2 separate regions of the Homo sapiens genome follow, and region 1 is linked to region 2. The links are chromatin loops, found by intact Hi-C in ENCODE. Cell type or tissue: ascending aorta. All regions are shown on one strand. Links, peaks and the distances in the headings refer to the core of each region. The heading gives the core; the rest is flanking DNA.

Region 1 (5,388 bases), core at 207-5,206, 120 kb before region 2:
TGGTTTTGCACAAGTCAGTTAATATCTGTAGACCTTCCAACTGTATAAGGAAGGCATTAGGCTAAATGCTGCTGGAACCTTCTCACATCTCTGATCACCTACAATCCTGTAAGGGAAGGAGTCTATAGAAAGAAAAGGGTTTGAGGCACTTGAGAGAGAGAGTGTGTAGTTGTCACAGAAGGAAGGTCACAGAGTCCTTTGTCTAGAATGATGGGTCCTACCAAGATCTTTTGCTTTCAAAACACAGTTAGATGATAGTTGATAATGCTTCTGTATGTCCTCTTTTGGGTAATAGGGTTGCAGTCCGTCCAGTTCCCCAAACTAGAAGCCTGGATTCTTTCTTGGCTCCTTCTCATTCTTCTCTGATGTGTAATTAGCCACTGAGTTGTGCCGACTATATTTACTAAAATCTTTCTTGGTTCCAGCTCCTCCTTTCCATCCAAACTACCATCCTTGTACAGGTCCTGAAATCAGTTCCCAGGACACCTACAACAGCTTTCTAATTTGCTCCTGAATTGCTTCCCTCAAATCCACCCCTACACAACACAGCCACCAGAGTAGTCTATCTAGGTAGGGCACAAGTCTAATTCTTTTTGTTTTGTTGAAACAGAGTCTCACTCTGTTGCCCAGGCTGGAGTGCAGTGGCGTGATCTCTGCTCACTGCAACCTCCGCCTTCCGGGTTCAAGCGATTCTCCTGCCTCAGCCTCCTGAGTAGCTGGGATTACAGGCATGTGCCACCATGTCAGGCTAATTTTTTGTATTTTTAATACAGACAGGGTTTCACCATGTTAGCCAGGATGGTCTCGATCTCCTGAGCTCGTGATCCACCCGCCTCAGCCCCACAAAGTGCTGGGATTACAGGTGTGAGCCACCGCACCTGGCCAAGTCTAATTCTTTCTTTGCAATGTTCAGAATATCCAAATGTCTCCCCATCACTCAAAGATGTATGTGGGTTCATATGCCCAATGGGACTTGGCAGGGTATTACCTTTCCTGGTCCCCAGCCTCATGTCTGGCCACCTCCTTTTTTTTGCCTTGAGTGGGATGCTCCAGCCACACTGACTTGCGGGCTGTTTCTTGCCCACAGCAAGCTGCCTCTTGCCTCCTCTTTAATTACACTCCCCTCTTAATTGGGAGTGGCCCCACCTGTTAAGTCTTTTTCTGTAACTTTCTTTTTAATCATAGGAAATTGCAAACCTATTTAAAAGAGGAGAAAACAGTGTAATGAACCCCCATGTCATGTTCATAACCCAGTATCAACAATTATCAACCCAGGGCCACCCTTGTTTCATCGAAACCATCACCACTGCCACTACCCCCTGATCATTTTTGAAGCAAACACAGACAGCACATCATTTCATTCATAATTATGTATCTCAAAAAGAAGTCTTTAAAAAATAATCAAAATACCATTTTTGAAATGCTATCCTCAATACTTCTATCAGAATCACCCGTGGTGCTTTTTAAAATGTGGTGATTTCCAGGCCCCACTGAGTCAGATACTGTAGGAGTGGGGCTCCATCACCAACATTTTCTTTTTCTTTCGGCTGCCAGATCTTTTTTTTTTTTTTTATCATGGTGAGAGATACACAACACAAAACTTACCATTTTAACCATTTGAAAGTGTACAGTTCAGTGGCATTAAGCACACTCACATTGTTGTGCACCCATCACCACCTCCCATCTCTCAAATTTTCTCATCACCCCCCAACATAAGCTCTGTTCACCTTCAGCAATAACTCCCTACTCCCTCCCACTAGACTCTAGTAACCTCTATTCTATTTTCTGTCTCTCTTTCATTCACCAGCATTTTAAACAAATACCCCAGGTAACTTTGGCAGGGGAGTGGGCATATCCAAGTTTGGGAACCACTGGATCCGATCGTCCCTAAGGTCCCTTTAAAGTTCAGAAAATACTGTTTACTTTATTGAATTAGAAAAGGGGGATATCAGCCGGGCGCAGTGGCTCACGCCTATAATCCCAGCACTTTGGAAGGCTGAGGTGGGTGTATCACTTGAACTCAGGAGTTCGAGACCAGGCTGGCCAACATGGTAAAACCCTGTCTCTACTAAAAATACAAAAATTAGCCGGGTGTGGTGGTACATGCTTGTAGTCCCAGCTACTCGGGAGGCTAAGGCAGGAAAATTGCTTCATCTCGGGAGGCAGAGGTTGCAGTGAGCTGAGATCCTGCTACTGCTCTCCAGCCTGGGTGACAGTGCCAGACTCCACATCAAAAAAAAAAAAAAAAAAAAAAAAAAAGAAAAAAGAAAGAAAGAAAGAAAGAAAAGGAGCTACAGTGAGGTTCAGGCCCCATATTCATTCCAAGCCTGCCTTTTCTGTCAGCCCCACCTGACTTTGCTAGGGGTTTCTTCCTCCTCGTATTCACAGAGCAAAGCCAAAAGGTTCTTTACTCCTGAAGGACACCACCCTTTCTTCCCCCGTGTTGAAGACTGAGCAGACAGCACCTGTTCCCTGGCCCAAGCAGCTGCCTCTTCCCACCTTCTGCCATCTCTCCCTCTGTGGTCGCTCTGCAATTTTCCTGCATAATTCACACTGCCTGGCAGTTTCTGGCCTGGTCCTGGCCATCTAGTGTGAAGTTTATATTTTCCTGCCACCACTTCTGACTCTATTCATTCCCTCGATTTCCAAACAAAACCGCAACATATCTCAGCTTCCAGTGCATCCTTTTATTACCACTGTCTTTTGTGGTTTGGGGATGCTTGCTTGTTGACAGTGAAGGAGAGGATGAACGCAGCTGTATTTTACATCCCTCCAGTAGAGCCTGCCAAGCCAGCCTGAAGGAGATAAATATTTCTGCCTCTGTGGTTTACCATGGCTCGAGTTCTGAATTTACATAGGGAGCGGATGTTCAAAAGGCTTTTTTGCTTTTTTTAAAATTAGGAAAATAAAAATTATAGTGTATAAATCTAAGCCAAGGGAACTGCAGTACTGACCTTCTTAGCTTTCAGCTGTGGAATGTGTTGACAGTTGATATGGTTCATTGGTTCATGGTTGTTTTAAAATTCCTCCCTGGAGCCTCTTCGTTTGTTTCTGTGGGATTCTTAACACTTCAGCAAACTTGTTGCCCTCGCTGTCGTTTTTCATATACAAAAACTAAGGAAATAGGGTGGACTTAGTTAGCACACCTTGTATGTTTCCTTCACTGCTGACTTAAATTCTCCATTTGTGGAGATTATATTTGCTAATGTCAAATTAGGTGACATTTCAGGAATCTGTTTTTCTAACAACAACAATGATAACAACAACTAATATTGAGGAGTGCTTTGTGCCAGACCTTGTTCTGAGTGTTCTACGTGGATTAAGTTGTTTAATGCTCACAACAACCCTATGAGGAGGTGCTATTCTTATTTTCATTTTGGGGCTGAGGAAACAGGCGTAGAAACATAAAGGAATTGTTTTGGAGATATTAAGTGGTGGACAGTGATTCTATGGCACGTAAGACTAGAAAGAGCTGCAGTTTCGTGTCAGATGTCCTGAATTCAAGTTTCACCCATCCTTGGGTTTATCTAATGGAGTAGACAGAGAAGTGAGTGACTGCATGATGGTATTGTAAGGTTGCAATGCATTATAATTACGTTATGGTGTTATTCGGGATCAGGGATGGTTTCCGGAAATAGATGGTACATGAACTGAGATCCTAGAGTGTCCTACAATGTCAGAAGAGCAGCATGTCAGGTATTTGGAATAGAGGCTTGTGTGCAGGCTCACTGGCCCATGTAGGCCACGCAGGTTGCTAAGGTGGTCTGAGGTGGGTGAGGGGCGAGGAGGATGGGCCCGGGGAGCAGTAATGGCAGCAAGGATGCAGCTGGAGGAGCCAGCAAGTCTTGAGGGTCTTCCATGGTTCACTAAGGAGCTTGGACTTTATCAGGAGGCTGTGGGAGCCATGTAAGGATTTTAACCAGAAAAGTGACATAATCTCAATTACATTTTTGAAAGATCCCTCTGGTGGTCTGCAGTTTATTTCCAATTATTCACAATGATAAATAAAACTGCAGCGAATTCCAAATTGCACATCTCTAATTGTCTCATTGGACATATTTTCTGGCGTGGAATTTCTGGGCCAGGGATAAGCATTTAATTTCTACTGTCAAATTTCCTTTTAGAGAGAAATCAGTGCTGGCTTCTCTCGCCAGCAGCAGTACTCCAGCTTGCCTTTTTCCCCATACGTTCATCAAAATCAGGAGATTATCTTTTTTTTTTTAAATGTTATTTTGTAGTTTTTTTTATGGTTCATGTTTTGCACTTAACTTTGATCCATGGGAAATTTACTTTCACATGTAATATGTAATCTCAATCTAACAATTTTTTCCAAGTAATTAACCAACTGCCCCTAGCACTATCTGTTGAGTAAACTACCCACTTTGGTTTTAAAATGACGTCATTGTACAAATAATACTCCAGTGCCAGTACCATATTATTTGAATTACTGTGTCTTTTAAATACTTTTTTCTATTAAACTGTGCAAGTACTCTGTAATTGTTATTCCTTTTAAAAATGTTCTTGATTGTTCTCACCTAACCTTACATAAAACTTTAGAGTTGTATTGTCTGTTTCCAACTTCCCCCCCAAAAAATTGCTTCAGCCGTTTGGCTCAGAACTGCATTTTTTCTAAATTAATTAGGGGAGAATAAACATCTTTCTAATTTTGAGTCTTCCCATTCAGGGGCATGTGGTCTCTCCATTTATTCAGGTTTTTAGGCTTAGAATCCCCTGAGTATTTTATACCTCAGTTTTCCTCATCTGTAAAATCAGGAAAATAATGATATTTATGCATAAGGTCATGGCGAGAATTATATTAAATAATACATGTAATATGCTTAGCATAGTGCCTGGCAGCTAACAGTAAATGTGGTTGAATTCTGGGAAAACTGGTAATTTTAGTATATGTATCTATATATTTATATAGTGCCACACACCACACACACACACACACACACACACACACACACACACACACACACACACACACACAGAGTTATGGGCTACTTTATTGAACTGTTTTGGTTTTTTCCAAAATTTTTCAGTTAATTTTAGTACTTTTCATAGCTATGTCATTTTCAAATATGATAATTTTGTCTATTATGTTTATTCTTTCCTAATATTTATACCTGCTTTTTTGCTCTTCCACTATATTTTCATTTGTATTTTTCTTATCTCATTTTGTTTATTCTTTTACTTTTTACATATCTGAAGTCATTCTGTGTTATTTGTATTATCTGTAGGTTTTAAAATTACCAGCTGGGTGCAGTGGCAGGCACCTGTAGTCCCAGCTATTGGGGAGGCTGAGGTGAGAGGCTCACTTGGTTGAGCCCCAGAGTTCAAGGCTGCATTGAGCCGTGATCACACCACTGCACTCCAGCCTGGGTG
Region 2 (5,388 bases), core at 158-5,157:
GAGAGGCCCTCCTCTCTTGTCCTGTTGGCTGTGGTTAGAGAACACTGAGGAGGCAGCCCACTGCTGAGAGTGCCTCCTCTCTCTCTGGGATTTTTCTGGCAGACCCAGCTGGCCGATGATAGTCCCTCTCCAGACTGTGGTCCAAGGACCCCATTCTGGCCGCCATTCTCACCAGTTATTACAGTAAATTAGTTGAGGGAAAATAAGATTTAGAGGACTCCCTTGCACTATGAGATGGCTTTCTCTCCATATGCTACTTAAAGAACCAAAAAACATCTCATGGTGGTTTTTGGCCATGTCTTCTCCAGCTCGTCGTCATTTCTCTTTTGGGGCTGGCATGATATTTTGTTTTCTTTCTGCAGAGCCTTTTTGGGAGCCTGGTAACTGGTCACATTGTTCTGCCACCTGTGGTCATTTGGGAGCCCGCATTCAGAGACCCCAGTGTGTGATGGCCAATGGGCAGGAAGTGAGTGAGGCCCTGTGTGATCACCTCCAGAAGCCACTGGCTGGGTTTGAGCCCTGTAACATCCGGGACTGCCCAGCGAGGTAAGTGAAGTCACTCTTTGTATCTCATCAACACCAAGTTTTTGTTTGTTTTGAAAGGTGCAGTGATTTGGACATAATAATTCAATAGCTAAGTTTTTTTTATCACTTACTGTATACTAGGCATCCTGCTAAGTGCTTTACATGGATCACAGTGTCCTGTGAGGTAGATGTTGTTAATTTCCTGTTTCGTAGATGGGGAAACTCCCCTAGGCCATACAGTTATAAGGACCAGGATTCAAATGGTGATAGTCTGATTTTAGAGCCCCTGCTCTCAATCACTAACCAAACCTGCTTCCTGCACACACAATCCTGTCAGTTCTTTAAGACTTTAGTGAGGCTAATTTCTTGGGTTTACTTAGGAGATAATTCAGTGGGCCAGAATCACCAGAGGCACTAGTGAAAAACACAGTTCTCTAGACTTGATCCCTGGAGGTAAAACCATTAATAAGCTTTCTAAGCAATAGGTAATACAAATCAGTAATTTTTAAATGTCCAAAATCAAATTCATGGTCTCCAGCAAACTTACTCCATCCCCAGTATTTCAGATCTTGATGACTACATCCTAGATGCCCCTCTTTCTCTCACTTCCATCCATTCTTGTCCATTTCCACTGTTACCACTAAAGTCCAAGCCGTCATTTTTTCTTACATGGACTACTCCAGGAGTCTTCTGGTTCTTATCTCCCTCTCTGGAGTACTTTGTCCACTCTCTAAGAATAAAGATATTTGAAACAAATTCATCATGATGGTTCTCTTAGTTTCATTAGGTTTCTACCTCTGCAAATAAAAATATCGACTTCACAAGATGATCTTGAAAATTAAATGAAAAATTGATTATAAAGTGTCTAACTCAGTACCTGTCACCTGGGAGGTTCTCAGTAAATATATCTACTTTTAAAAAATTATTTTTAAATAAGCTGTAATCCTGAGTGTCCAACTAAAAATATATTTTACATTTTTGCTTTGCAAATGATGCCATGTGCAATTTACACATTTATCTTAGGACAAAGGCCAAAATTCCCAGCACTGGGGTTGTGACTATCTTGTACATCTTTTTATCTCATGTTTGAAACAGTGCCTAGCAATAGTAGGTGCTTAGTAAATATTTGCTGACTGACTGAGTAAATGAGTGGAAGAATTGAAGTCCCTTCATATTTGGGCCTTGGGCTATCTCTTTTATCGCTTGTCTCTCCCACACTGGTTATTTGATCTCCTTCCATGCTGGTCTTTTTTTGTCCCTTAGATATACTATTCTGTTTCCTGACTCAGAGGCTTTGTGCATACTTCTCCCTCTGCCTAGGACACTGTCCCCTCTCTCTTCACTTAATCATTTCTGTTCATCTATATATACCTCAATACATGCTCAGGGAAACCATCCCTGAACTTAGCCCTCCAAAGTAAATCACGCCTTATGTTATATGATTTTTATATGTCCTTATCATTCTTCATAATTCTTACCACAATTGTCTGTCTTGCTCTCCCACTAGACCGTAAATTCTATGGGGAGTAAATCCACAGGTATTTTGCTCAATAATTTATTCCTAGCACTTAGCACAATGTCTGCTGCATCATATACTCCCTATAAATATTTATGAAATCAATGAATGAATGATTACAACACAGACCCTAGCAGATAGTTGACCAAATAGTACCAAAATCCATAGTAAAAACAATTAACAAATAAAAAAGCATTTGTTGAGTACAAACCAATGAAGAAGATACTAACATTTTACTGATGAGAAACTGGAGAAATGTTTAATGTTATATAGCTCACTGCCCTTGGGCAGATGTCCACACTAGATCCAGTCTCTAAGAGTGCCTTGGAGGAGAGTGGGAGGCAGGGTCACAGTGTAAAGCAAAATAGGTTCCTTAGGACATGTTCTTAGGAGGGTTATCAATATTGCAGGCACCCTAACTGATAGGTCTTCCAGTACCCTTTGTAATTCTCAAAAGGAAGATCTCATGTTAAGGTCATCCCTCAGAAAGCAGCAAACTCATGCTTCAGTAACTTGGAGTAACCTGATTGAGAAAGCTGTTTTATGGCATTTCTTGATTTTCAAAACGCGGAGAGAATCCACATTGGGAAATCTGTCAGCAGTCTTGTTTCTCGAATATTCTAAAACCTTTGCACACTCCTAGGATAAACAGTCCCACACTTTCATACCTAGAAGAGACCATAGAGATCATCTAATCCCAGATCCCTCTACATCAAGGCTTCTCATCATTTCTGTGCCACAGCTCCCTCTGGTGGTTTGGAGAAGCCTGTGGATACCGTCTCAGAACCAGGTTTTTGAATATGTAAAATAAAATACATTTGATTACAATGGAAACCAATTATATTGAAGTTCACTTAGTGAAATATTTTTAAAGATCTGATATATCGCCGGGCGCAGTGGCTCACGCCTGTAATCTCAGCACTTTGGGAGGCCGAGGCGGGCGGATCACGAGGTCAGGAGATCAAGAACATCTTGGCTAACACGGTGAAACCCCGTCCCTACTAAAAATACAAAAAAATCAGCCGGCCATGGTGGCAGGCACCTGTAGTCCCAGCTACTCGGGAGGCTGAGGCAGGAGAATGGCGTGAACCCGGGAGGCAATGGTTGGAGTGAGCCGAGGTTGCGCCACTGCACTCCAGCCTGGGCGACAGAATGAGACTCCGTCTCACAACAAACAAACAAACATACAAGATCTGATATAGATTTACTTCTCTATTAACACAAAAAATAACAAGATATAGTTGTGCTTTAATTTTAATATGGTGATGAATATAAATGATATTTTGAGATACCTGTCATAATGTAATGTGTAAATATCTATGATTTCTATTGGTAACAAAATCACAGGTATTATTAATGCTACTGTACTTGTGGCCTATGTTTCTATAATTGAAGGAAATATTAAATTTCAGTTAGAGCTTAGTGACAATGAAGACGGAATTCTTTTTCCATCCAAGTATGTGGTTTCCTTGGATAACCATGGACATCATGTTAGAAACCCCTGCTCTGCAGTCTCCCAACAGCATCTTTGTCCCAACAGACAAAGCACTCAATATCTCAAAGGTGTCCAGCTCCAAGTTCAGTCTCCTATAATCATTAAAGCATGAACTTTAGAGTCAGATAAATCTAGAATCCAATCCCAGCTCTGCTGGCAGGTTAGTCATGTGGTCATAGCTAAGTTATTCAGTTCAGTGGACATCCGTTTCTTTTCTACAAGAATGGGAATAACATGAGAATTATACAAGCTAACATGTAAGTATCTTGCAGGGTAAACAACACTTAGATGCTGGAAATATATTTTCTTCATTTTAGTTTCAGTGAGTTGAACTCCACCTTTTGGAAATTTCCTCCTAAATTTGCCCCAGCTTTACCCTCTAGGGCCACACAAGTAACAGCTCTTCATAAACCTGAAGACAGCTGTACCCCATTCCTAAAGTAGTCATCTCTACATGATGACACTGTTTCTCCCGAGTTAAAGAAGGTCTGAGAAAAAGGCTGGGAGTCATCTGTGCTGCTTCCCATTCCCATAGAGACATGTGACAGCCTAAGATAGCCATGGTGTTGGGATCAGCTTTTTCCTTTGATGAGACGCCCCCTCTAAGATCTGGCATACCAGTCCTTACTAAAGTCCTGTAGTTTTTGTTCCTAGGTGGTTCACAAGTGTGTGGTCACAGTGCTCTGTGTCTTGCGGTGAAGGATACCACAGTCGGCAGGTGACGTGCAAGCGGACAAAAGCCAATGGAACTGTGCAGGTGGTGTCTCCAAGAGCATGTGCCCCTAAAGACCGGCCTCTGGGAAGAAAACCATGTTTTGGTCATCCATGTGTTCAGTGGGAACCAGGGAACCGGGTAAAGCTAACACATCTAGTTTGTGGACAGCACTATCTGTCCACACAGATAGTGTGATAATAATCACCTTGTTTCCAATAAACTACTTTTGGGGCGGGGGGCAGGAATCTGACTGGTCTCTGAAATGAATGTATGTCTTTGACCTCAAGGTTTACATTTAGAAATCATAGTATCTCTGTCTTCCAGTACAAAAGTGAACCAAGTTTGGGTTCTTTGAATGCAGTGATGCCATAACAGAAGCTCCAAGTTAGACCAGTTTAGGGCAGTAAGAATAAAAGTAGCCTTCAGGAAAATGAGGAGGGGAACATTAGTGGTATCTGCACAAAAGCCTCAGAATCTTCATCCCAAATGCCACCTTTGATAATGTTATAATAAAAATACTTAGGAAAAAGTTTAATGTGTAGGAACCCATAAATAAAAATATAACACATTATTGAAACACATAAAAGTTGAGCAAATAAAAGACTTATTATACTCCTGAATGGAAAATCTCAGTACTACGAAGATGTCGATTTCCTTAAATGAATATATGCACGTAATACAATTCCTATTAACATCATAGTAGAACTTTTTGTGGAATTAAAGATAATTCTGGCATTCACATGGGAGATAATATGACAATAAAGACATAAATTTTTATTTTAAAAAAGTATTGGAGGTATAGAGAGACTTTCCTCATCCTATGTCAGAGCATGATGCAAAACTGTCATGAGTAAAATAGTACAGCATTAGTGCAGAAGAGACACAGGTTATGGTGTATAATCAGAGCTCAGAAACGGACCAGATTGACTTTAACATTTAAAGGCAGTTAATCATAGGAGAAAACATTGTTTTAAAAATAGAAGATATAAAACTACAAAATATTTTTCAAAGAAACTAAAGAAGATCTAAATAAATGGAAAGCTGTAAGACTTATTATTACTAGTAACACAATACTCTTGAAATTTATCTACAAATTCAATGTGATCGCTATCAAAATTTTATCTGGTTTCTTTGCAG

The links. Peaks named below come from ENCODE experiments on the same cell type or tissue, not always from the same donor. Only the 100,000 strongest peaks of a DNase experiment are listed, where the experiment ranks them.
Region 1: it touches region 2 in a loop (2.3-fold over the local background); 1 of 110 quality-filtered maps calls a loop at or near these places.

Annotation. Positions count from the first base shown.
Region 1 is chr15:83,901,686-83,907,073 of GRCh38, forward strand. The region is part of intron 15 of ADAMTSL3 (ADAMTS like 3); the gene reads left to right. Among named protein-coding and RNA genes, the nearest start is that of ADAMTSL3, 250 kb to the left of the region's middle. In ascending aorta, for the core only: no CTCF peak of the experiment used is centred there; no DNase peak of the experiment used is centred there; H3K27ac peaks cover 811 bases.
Region 2 is chr15:84,021,048-84,026,435 of GRCh38, forward strand. It overlaps ADAMTSL3 (ADAMTS like 3), which reads left to right. Exons shown (of 30, transcript NM_207517.3): 26 at 363-546; 27 at 4,191-4,389. Among named protein-coding and RNA genes, the nearest start is that of GOLGA6L4, 210 kb to the right of the region's middle. RefSeq lists an enhancer at 1,377-1,546. In ascending aorta, for the core only: a CTCF peak has its summit at 2,803 (motif pointing left); no DNase peak of the experiment used is centred there.